Linked DNA regions of Homo sapiens: region 2 is linked to region 1. Evidence: chromatin loops called from intact Hi-C (ENCODE). Cell type or tissue: PC-9. All regions are shown on one strand. Each heading gives the region's core, and the rest is flanking DNA. Links, peaks and the distances in the headings are about the cores only.

Evidence for each region. Hi-C counts contacts between places; a loop is a spot of excess contacts. Peaks named below come from ENCODE experiments on the same cell type or tissue, not always from the same donor. Only the 100,000 strongest peaks of a DNase experiment are listed, where the experiment ranks them.
Region 2: it touches region 1 in a loop (18-fold over the local background); 1 of 110 quality-filtered maps calls a loop at or near these places.

What each region holds. Positions count from the first base shown.
Region 1 is chr17:9,726,873-9,732,242 of GRCh38, forward strand. It overlaps USP43 (ubiquitin specific peptidase 43), which reads left to right. Exons shown (of 15, transcript NM_153210.5): 15 at 1,082-2,815. The coding sequence ends at 2,118. Among named protein-coding and RNA genes, the nearest start is that of DHRS7C, 62 kb to the right of the region's middle. RefSeq lists enhancers at 753-1,253, 1,254-1,754. In PC-9, for the core only: a CTCF peak has its summit at 2,339 (motif pointing right); DNase peaks (open chromatin) are centred at 2,349 and 3,309; H3K27ac peaks cover 402 bases.
Region 2 is chr17:9,981,984-9,987,353 of GRCh38, forward strand. The region is part of intron 2 of GAS7 (growth arrest specific 7); the gene reads right to left. Among named protein-coding and RNA genes, the nearest start is that of RCVRN, 79 kb to the left of the region's middle. In PC-9, for the core only: a CTCF peak has its summit at 420 (motif pointing left); no DNase peak of the experiment used is centred there; H3K27me3 peaks cover 2,500 bases.

The DNA of each region.
Region 1 (5,370 bases), core at 150-5,149:
TTGTGTGTTTTAGCTGAAGATTTCTTTCTCAATGATTGCAGACATCATGTAAAACAAGGCATTTTAATGGTACAGTGACTGATGACTGAGAATTTCTTTCTTTTTTTTTTTGGAGATGGAGTCTTGCTCTGTCACCCAGGCTGGAGTGCAGTGGCATGATCTCAGCTCACTGCAACCTCCACCTCCACCTCCCGGGTTCAAGTGATTCTCCTGCCTCAGCCTCCTGAGTAGCTGGGATTATAGGCATGTGCCACCACGCCCAGCTAATTTTTGTATTTTAGTAGAGATGGGGTTTCACCATGTTGGTCAGGCTGGTCTCGAACTCCTGACCTTGTGACCCACCTGCCTCAGCCTCCCAAGACTGAGAATTTCTTAAGCAAAAATACACAACCTTGGTTGTACATATGTTCCTTTTAGAAATGTGGAGATATAGGAAAGAATTAAGAAAAAAAATCCATCACAAACAGCACTGCCATGGCCCTATCCACACCTTGTTTTTGGCATCTATTTCTCTATTCTTATTTGTATGTTTTCACATGCATGCATAATACATGCACGTGTATATATTTTTACAAGTTGTATAGGTTGGTGCAAAAGTAATTGTGGTTTTCACCATATTTTTTTAATTCCATTTTTTTTTTCTTTTTTAGCCCAGGGTAGGATATCTGAGATTCTTGCATTTGAAAGGTACAAGGACCTAATATGACCTAGAAAAGCAGGAACTTTTGCTGGGCATTCCGTTTCATAGGAATATTTAAAGATAGATGAAACTGATGTTCATTCTTAAGGCTAGATGCCCGTGAGACTGAGCTTTGCCAGGTGTCTGTGCTGCCCGGCATGTAGATACCTTCTTTGGCACTGGCTTACCCTGTGGCTTCAAACGTGTAAGTGGATATTGAGGAAGAGTGGGTGAAACCGTTGCTGTTCCCCAAAGGCAGGAACCCTATGTGGCTTCTTCACTGCTGTGTCTCCAGTGCCCAGCACAGTGCCTCCCACATCAGAGGTGCTCAGTGAACGTTAGATGACTGGCATTTCAGCTGTAGGGTGGCTTGTACACTGACAGTCTCTCTGTCTCTTTCAGGAGGGTTGGAGCCCAGGCGTTTGGTACGGGGCGTGAAAGGCAGAAGCATTAGCATGAAGGCACCCACCACTTCCCGAGCCAAGCAGGGACCATTCAAGACCATGCCTCTGCGGTGGTCCTTTGGATCCAAGGAGAAACCACCAGGTGCCTCCGTCGAGTTGGTGGAGTACTTGGAATCCAGACGAAGACCTCGGTCCACGAGCCAGTCCATTGTGTCGCTGTTGACGGGCACTGCGGGTGAGGATGAGAAGTCAGCATCGCCGAGGTCCAACGTCGCCCTTCCTGCTAACAGCGAAGATGGTGGGCGGGCCATTGAAAGAGGTCCAGCCGGGGTGCCCTGTCCCTCGGCTCAACCCAACCACTGTCTGGCCCCTGGAAACTCAGATGGTCCAAACACAGCAAGGAAACTCAAGGAAAATGCAGGGCAGGACATCAAGCTTCCCAGAAAGTTTGACCTGCCTCTCACTGTGATGCCTTCAGTGGAGCATGAGAAACCAGCTCGACCGGAGGGCCAGAAGGCCATGAACTGGAAGGAGAGCTTCCAGATGGGAAGCAAAAGCAGCCCACCCTCCCCCTATATGGGATTCTCTGGAAACAGCAAAGACAGTCGCCGAGGCACCTCTGAGCTAGACAGACCCCTGCAGGGGACACTCACCCTTCTGAGGTCCGTGTTTCGGAAGAAGGAGAACAGGAGGAATGAGAGGGCAGAGGTCTCTCCACAGGTGCCCCCCGTCTCCCTGGTGAGTGGCGGGCTGAGCCCTGCCATGGACGGGCAGGCTCCAGGCTCACCTCCTGCCCTCAGGATCCCAGAGGGCCTGGCCAGGGGCCTGGGCAGCCGGCTCGAGAGGGATGTCTGGTCAGCCCCCAGCTCTCTCCGCCTCCCTCGTAAAGCCAGCAGGGCCCCGAGAGGCAGTGCACTGGGCATGTCACAAAGGACTGTTCCAGGGGAGCAGGCTTCTTATGGCACCTTTCAGAGAGTCAAATATCACACTCTTTCTTTAGGTCGAAAGAAAACCTTACCGGAGTCCAGCTTTTGATGGAGCGTGTCAGTATTGTGTGACGCTGGCATTCTTGGGACTTTGCCAAGCAACTGTAGGCAGCTCATGTTGAGAATGGGTTTCCAGGAAACCCGTTGTCTTGTAATCTCTAAAAAAAAATTTTTTTTTTTTTGTGGTGGGGGGTCTCCATATCTAGACTTCCAACACCCAAGGTCCATATAACCCAAGGTCGAAAACCTTCCTGCATCATTGGGTGCTTTGCTACAGTTTGGCCACTAGAGGATGCTATTGGGTCAGTATTACCAGTTTCAGGGCAAGAACTGATATTTACTAAAGAGTTTTGGATGTGGGCAAACAAGATGAGGCTGGTTTAATAAGAATCTTCAATGTCATGTCAAATACTGTCAATGGCTTTTCCTTTTTCTTTCTTTTTTTTTTTTAAATTGTGGACTTAAAGAAAAATATTTTATTTTTAATGCTTTTCTGGGATAAGCATTAAAGATGCCAAAAAGAAAAAAAAAACAAAAGAATGATAGTGATGGTAAGGCAAGATTCTAGCAAAGAGAGATGGGAGATAAATGGCTGAGAGTTCAGGTGAATATTTAATATATTAAAAATTGTATTAAAGTTTTTCAAGGTATTTTAAAAATAACTATTTTGATACTAGAAAAAAAGTCCATTTTTTAATTTAAATATGAGATCTATGTACAATTTTAATAAAATCCTGTCCATGAAACACGCATGGCTGTCTGAATTATTCAAGTCTGATAAATGATCTTGTTTCATTTCTGCTGAGTAAACTTGGTTCGTTGCTATTGCTATCAGAAAGTAGTTACTTGAGTTCTTTCTAAAATCTAAAAGTGCTTTTCGTTCCAATGACTTGCTGTTTTCTAAAGAAGTGGAAGCCTCCTCAGGCCATTCTCCGGAGGGCTTGTACTTGAAAAGACGTGAGTTCCACATCTGCCTGACAGACTCTTAGTTGACTGTCCCGTTTCCTAAAGCTCTGCACACTCTTCAGTAGCGACTCTTACAAATATCCTATCATTTCTTACTTAGAAGCTGCTAAGCCTGACCCCAGGCCTGGGGCTCAACAGTTGAGGTCACCTGTACTTAAACAGTCCTTCTTCTGCAAATACTTCCTTTTTTGACGGGAAACATTTGTTCTCAAAAAAAAAAAAGAAAAAAAAAAAGACACCTGATCCCAAGAATTAAGTCTTCCTTCATACATATAGCATGACTCATTGACATGTCTCTGCTACATTTTTTTTCTCTTAAGAAGGAGAATGGGCTGGGCATGGTGGCTCATGCCTGTAATCCTAGCACTTTGGCAGGCGGAGGAAGGCAGATCACCTGAGGTCAGGAGTTTGAGACCAGCCTGGCCAACATGGCGAAACCCTGCTCTACTAAAAATAACAAAAATTAGCTGGACGTGGTGGTGTGCACCTGTAATCTCAGCTACTCGGGAGGCTGAGGCAGCAGAATTGCTTGAACCCAGGAGGCGGAGGTTGCAGCAAGCCGAGATCGAGCCATTGCACTCCAGCCTGGGCGACAGACTGGATTCCATCTCAAAAAAAAAAAAAAAAAAAACGAGGAATGGAGTCCATTTTTTACCCCAGTGAAAAAGACAACTTGCCTTTGATCAGAGCAACAGTTAGAAGGTAGAACTGAGATAACAGAGAAAGGAAGAAGACCCAGCCACCTGACCCCAGAGGACAATATGTATACCAGTAAACCTGTGTGTTTGCATTGCAAAAGAAGTCCATGTTCTCTTCAAGTCTTACACTGATGTACGCGTAGGCACTGTGGAAGACATGGTTGTCCAAGTCCTCTTGGGTAAATAGGAGTCTAGGAGTCTTCCTGCTTTATCTGGTTCTTTCTCCTCTGTTGACTCTTCAGAGGAATTTGTCACATTTAGTTTCCATGCTCTTCCTAAGCTCAGTCTCCCTTTCTTCCTCCTCCAAGAGATTGGGTTGGAACTCAGACATGCACCTCCCTGGCTTCTCTCTTCTAAGGACTCAACCTTTAGAATACTCTTGGGTTGTTGGGATATCATGAGAGGGTCCCAGGCCTTAGCAGTGTTCTCTGTAACACATTCACTCCAGGCTCTGAACTGTGGAGGTTCAGGAAGAGGCAATTACACTTGACCCCTGGTGGATATATATCCATCTGGGGTCGGCAACAAGGATGCCTGAGGCACCCTTGCATCCCCTTCCCTGAGGTCGCTTCTCCCTCTAGAAGGACCCAGTAGAAGGCTGTGAGAACAGAGCATGGGAAATGGTTGAGTCCAATTTCTGCCTGGAATGGAGGCAATAGGGTCATGGTTCCAACCTTGGCCATGCATCCGATGATAGGCTGCAGGCTTCTGGTCAAGTGGTCCTTGAGGAGAAAGCATAAGAGAACCATTGGATGCTTTTTTCCTACCACAAAGATCCTGGGTGTTAGAGAAGAGTTGAAAGCCACTGAGCCAGAGAGGAGCATAGCCAGAGATGGAGCTAGCTCAGGATGGCCAAAGGGGCCTCCCATTCTTCCTCTGGAAGCTCAGATCCTCTGCCTGGATCTGTTCCTGCTGTCTGAGACTTGGTTGCCAGGTCCGACCTGCAGACCCTGGCTGAATGACAGATGAAGGAAGGCACTCAGACACAGGTATCCAGTGAAAGAGCAGGCTAGGGGATGGGCCACTTACAGACCCCGAGGAGGGTGCTGTGAAGAGTCAGCAGCTGTGGCCTCAACAAGCCGGCCCTGTGGGCATTTATTCAGCACAGGTTTAATGACAAAGGCTTTGAGTCAACACACTTGTGGGTAATCAGCATGGTCGCCCTCCCCAGAGAGAGCAGTCCTGTGCGGATGACTAAAGGCCAGGTTCCTTGTGACAGAAAACCAAACACTGCAAGTTCTCACTCATAAGTGGGAGTTGAACAATGAGAATACATGGACACAGGGAGGAGAATATCACACACTGGGACCTGTTGGGGGTTGGGGGCCTGGAAGAGGGATAGCGTTAGGAGAAATACCTAATGTAAATGACGGGTGCAGCAAACCAACATGGCACATGTATACCTATGTAACAAACCTGCACACTGTGCACATGTACCCTAGAACTTAAAGAATAATAATAAAATTTTTAAAAGGCCAGGTTCCAAGGCCTAAGTAAATGGACTTACCTAGATCAGTTTCTTTACATCCCCTTGTTATCTAACCTAAGCTTTCAGGCACCAGATAAGAGAATCTGGCTGCTTTCAGCCAAATCCTTTTCTGAAGCTTTGTAAAACCTCTCGGCCTTCCAAGAAGGTT
Region 2 (5,370 bases), core at 257-5,256, 260 kb after region 1:
GAGACAGCCAATCGCCCTCCTCCCCAACCCTGGCCAGACAGGACCCTGCTTTCTGCTCCCATATCCATCCATCTCCCTTCCTGGCCCCTGCCCCCTTCCACCATCCCATGACCACAGAGCTTGTTTTTGCTGGGGGCCCTTCTTGATGAGGCTGGGGCCAGAAGGAGATGGACTTCCTGTTGAGATGTCAAGATCCTCTAAAATATCCTCTGCCCCAACCTGCCTCTTCATTCACCCCTACTTTGTCTCGGGGCTCTGGACTCTTCTCCTGGAACCCTGAAGTTGCCAACCAGGTATTTCTCCCCAAATGTCCACTGTTACCTGAAACTCCAAAGCACAGAGGTGCAGGAGCCTGTAAAGAGACAGGGGCCCTCTGCCACCTGGTGGTGACTTCCAAGTTTCTTCCTGATTTCGCAGTTCTAAGTCTCATTTGAGCTGTAACTGCTGAATTTGCCTGGTCACCTCTCTCTCTTCCAATGCCCTGCTACAGGCTCTAATCAGAAATAAAACTGGCCGGGCACAGTGGCTCACAACTGTAATCCCAGCACTTTGGGAGGCCTAGGTGGGCAGATCACTTGAGGTCAGGAGTTCGAGACCGGCCTGGCCAACATGGTGAAACCCTGTCTCTACTAAAAACACAAAAATTAGCCAGGCGTGGTGGCACGTGCCTGTGATCCCAGCTACTCAGGAGGCTGAGGCAGGAGAACCCTTGAACCTGGGAGGCAGAGGTTGCAGTGAGCCGAGATTGTGCCACTGCACTCCAGCCTGGGAGACAGAATGAGACTCTGCCTCAAAAAAAAAGAAAGAAAGAAAGGAAAGAAAGGAAAGAAAGGAAAGAAAGGAAAGAAAGAAAGAAAGAAAGAAAGAAAGAAAGAAAGAAAGAAAGCAAAGAAAGCAAAGAAAGAGAGAAAACTAATACTGCAAGCTATAGTATTGTCCCCCAAACACTACTTTACCCATTTCACTGCCATGAGCAGAGACTTCTTATGAAGTTATCTAGTGATAAAAATAATACTTTCTCACTACATACAATTTGATAATGCAGGAAAACACACAAAAATAAATATCACCCATCATCCCACCATTCAGAGGTCATCACCATCAACATTTTGGTATCCATATGTTGATTTGTTTTCTAAGCATATGTTTCTCTTTAAAATGAGACAAAATCAAACTATAGATTCTTTTTATGTATAAATTTTTGTGAATACCTTTCCAAAATCTGTCCAGGCACAGTGGTTCATGCGTCTTATCTCAATACTTTTGGGAGGCTGAGGTGGGTGAATTGCTTAAACTCAGGAGTTTGAGACCAGCCTGGGCAAGATGGTGAAACCCCATCTCCACCAAAAATACAAAAATTAGCCAGGTGTGGTAGCACGTGCCTGTGGTCCCAGCTACTCAGGAGGCTGAGCTGGGAGGATTACTGGAGCCTGGGAAGTCGAGGCTGCAGTGAGCCATGATGGCGCCACTACACTCCAGCCTGGGTGACAGAGCAAGACCCTGTCTCAAAAAATGAAAATAGGCCGGGCGCGGTGGCTCATGTCTGTAATCCCAGCAATTTGGGAGGCCGAGGCGGGTGGATCACTTGAGGTCAGGGGTTCGAGACCACCCTGACCAACATGGTGAAACCCGATCTCCACTAAAAATAACAAAAATTAGCTGGGCGCGATGGTGTGTGCCTGTAATCCAGCTACTCAGGAGGCTGAAGCACGAGAATCGCTTGGTCCTGGGAGGTGGAGGTTGCAGTGAGCTGAGACCATGCCACTGCACTCCAGCCTGGGTGACAGAGTGAGACTCCATCTCAAAAATAAATAAACAAATAAAATAAAAATAAATTTTAAAAACTTTCCAAAATCACTGAAGGGGGCGGTATAGCAAAGTAGTTAGGCTCTGTTTAGTGTGGTGATTCTAGACCCAGACTGCCTGGGTTGGAATCCAGCTCTGCCTCTCACCACCACTATCCTTGGCCAAGCTACTTATTCTCTGTGACTCCCTTTCCTCCTATGTAAAATGAGTTCAATAAGGTGTCCACCCAAGGGAGATACTGTACCAATACCAAAGGCCCACATACATGCCTCTAGCGCTAAGTCATTTTTAAAGTTAGTCTGATATGAGGATATAACATTATTTAGTTAAAAATTCCATTACTGAAAATTCAATTGTTTCAAACAATAAAAACAAAACTGGGTTCTTGACTCAACTTTGCTCCTAAACTACCGTGCAGCCCTAGGCAAATCGCACCACCCTTCTGGTCCTCTGATGCTTCATCCAAAATAAAGAGGTTCGGCTACTTGGTCTCGTAGGCCCCAATACTCCCGCTCTCTAGGTGTGATTGGTGGTCTCAAGGCCCATGGTTTGGGTTTCAGGAAGGGTGAACCTGGACTCCAGGGGCAGGCATAACAGGGGTAATATGGTCCCTTCATGTCTTAAGGGAGAGAAAACAGAATTGAGGGTGATCTGGAAAGCAGAGACGGTGTGAACATAAACCAGACAGTAGTAGGGTCTTTTATGAGGAGTGACAAGGAGAGAGGCTGCCAGCAGGCTTAGGAGCTTCTCCAAGGGACCCACTGGCTGGCAAGAGCAGGAAGCCTTGGAGAACTTACTTCAAAGACCACTGCCCTGCTTAGGGCCCACGTCATAAGCCATTCATACGCTGAGTGACCTCTGGAATCATCTGAACTCTATATTCTGTTTTTCTCAACTATAAAATGGGGATGAAAATGGTACCTAAGTAGGCTGGGAAAGAGCATTAATTGGGTTCACCTGTACAAAGCACTTAGGATAACATCGGGCACATGGTATGTGCTTTCTCAGCACTAAATAAAACAGACAGACAAGCCCGGTGGAGCTTCGATGAGCAAAAGCAGCGAGGTGGGCATCCCCAGGAGCAGATGCACCATCCAGCCTCAGGCTCCTTCCTAGGCAGGCTTCTCTTCTCTCCTGCCCGTTGAATCAGCCCTGCCTGGAGGCCGCACTGTTGCCTTCACATCCACAGAGTCAAGACCGGGCTCCCCTCTCCACCCTCTCCTCCGAGTCTCCTGGGTTCCCTGGCCCCTGGACAACCAGGGACAGGGCTCACTCACCATCACCAGCTCCACCCTATGTCCCATCCCTCATATCTAATTGGTTCCCAGGGCCTGGAGATGCCCCTCCATCACGTTCCTCTTGTCTTCTCCATGTCACTCCAGAGCCAGTCTCCCTGCCTTTTGAAATCCGTCCACTCACAGCTAGTGGACCACTCACCCTAGAGCCCAGCTTTCGCCGGAGGTCACTTCACAGCGAAAATCCCTGGCTAGCTCCTTTCCAACATGGCACACGGAATCAATTCCGAAGTCCACTGGCCTCCTGGCAAAGTGCTCCAGGATCCCAACCCTGACTGCATCCAGACTGACATCCCACTGGCTTCACTTCAGGCCCAGTTAACTTGCCTCGCCGATCTCTAAATACGCCTTTCCCGTATTGTTCACCCATACCTGCCGCCTCCTGCTCCCCCATCCCTGGATATCACAACCTTGTTCACTCATCAAGTCTCAACTAAAATGTCTCTTCCACCATGCAGCCTATCAAGATTGCTCTTCTTCCCTGCAAAGAGTTCTTCCCCAGACTCTCTAGAGTGGGTGCTGTAGTGCACCACCCAAATCTCTCTAGCTGCAGAGGCTCATAGCTGAGTCCCTCTCAGGGAACCGCCCTTAGCCAAAGAGAGCTGCCGTGCCCAAGGCTATGCCTAGAGTAGGGGTGCAGGGTGCACATCTAATGACTGGGGTGAGAGGGGATCAACGGCCCACCAATCCCCTTGTCTCAAATCAAACAATTCTGAAGGCCCCTCCCAGCTCAGAGCTCCCCACGGCGCTGCCGAGGCCTCCTTGGTGGCCGCATTGCAATGCTGCTTCCTTCCTTCCCCGGGGGTTGCTCCCAGGAGCACACACCCTACTGAAACTCCTGCATGTAAATCTGCCTCAAGTCTTCTTGAGAACCTGACCTAAGTCCTGCAACACACACATTCCATCCAGCTTTTTTCTAGGAAATCAGCACTTTGTCCATCCCTCAGACAGCTCAGATCCTAACCTTGACACCTTATCTCCTTGAGGGTCGAAGCCACGGCTGGTTCGCCCTCTCAAATACGGCACCTGGCCTGAAGGATGCAAGGACAGATGGGCCAACAGAAAGACGGACATTGTGACAGCACAAGAGAGATTCCCACCTGATGTGCTCTCCAGGAATAAACAGCAGGGAAAAGGTCCCAGAAAACTTTCCCTTTGTGCTGCTGCCACCACCCCTTTGGTGGCTGACACCATTGACCTTATTTTAAAAGGAAGTCCCACCAGCTGATGTGCAGACACCACCTTTGATCTTCTGGTTGGGGCAGAGGGTCACAATTCATGCACTGACTACTCCTTCCATCCTTGCACCCATTCATCCATCACTGTTTGCCTACTACCTGCGAGCCATCACCAACCACTGCGGACCCAAAATAACATCTGGACTATTGAACAGAGAAGCTGCTGGTCCCCGTTCCTCTCCCCATCCCCCATCCTTGAGCCCTCCATGAAGGGAACTACCAGTACAGAGGCAATCAGAACAGCAGCCAGCAGCTCCGGGGGCTGCAGGAGGCTCTGAAACCCTAGGTGGACGCTGGCCTGCAGTCTGAATGCTGCTGTCCATGTGGGGACCCGATGGGAGGCCCCTTTCCCTGCCCTCACTGGCCTGGTCAACTCCCAGACCCCCCACAAGCTAGAGTCTCCGTAAGTACCATATCCCTCCCCTCTAACCTCCAAATGGGCCCCATCAGGGACGATGCAGCTGCCTGAAGGATTCAGCCCAGTCCATCTCCTTGTCTTGGCGAGATCTGACCAACCCATAACACAAAGACACTGTGAGCCTGGGGCAGGGATGGTGCTGAGCCAGGCCAGGCCAGGCCAGGCAGACATCTGGAGAGAGCCACTGGGGCTCTGGCTGGGTGACCTCACCAGCAGCAGGACAAGTCACCCCAGAGGACCATACTACCCACAGGGAGGAAGCCGTGTCCAGGTCTTTTCCAATACAAGATTCCCTAATCTGCTTACAACACATCTGGCTCCTTGACCAAGTCACAGTAAGACTGAAGCGGCAGCTCCAGGCCTCAAGAGATGCTGGATTGAGACCCTTCTGCATTCTCTGGACGTCCATCCCTGTGGTCTTAGGTCATCCCGGATGACTGCCCACACTCTACTAACAGAGCCATGGCCACACAGGCCCCAGAGGTTCTAGGAGGAACAGTGCGGTCAGAGTGGAAGAAGTGAGATGTGCCCCGGGGAGCCTCTTCCCACCCCACCTAATTCACACAAAACACATATTTTCCTAGTGGTAACTAGAACTCCATTCAGACCTCTT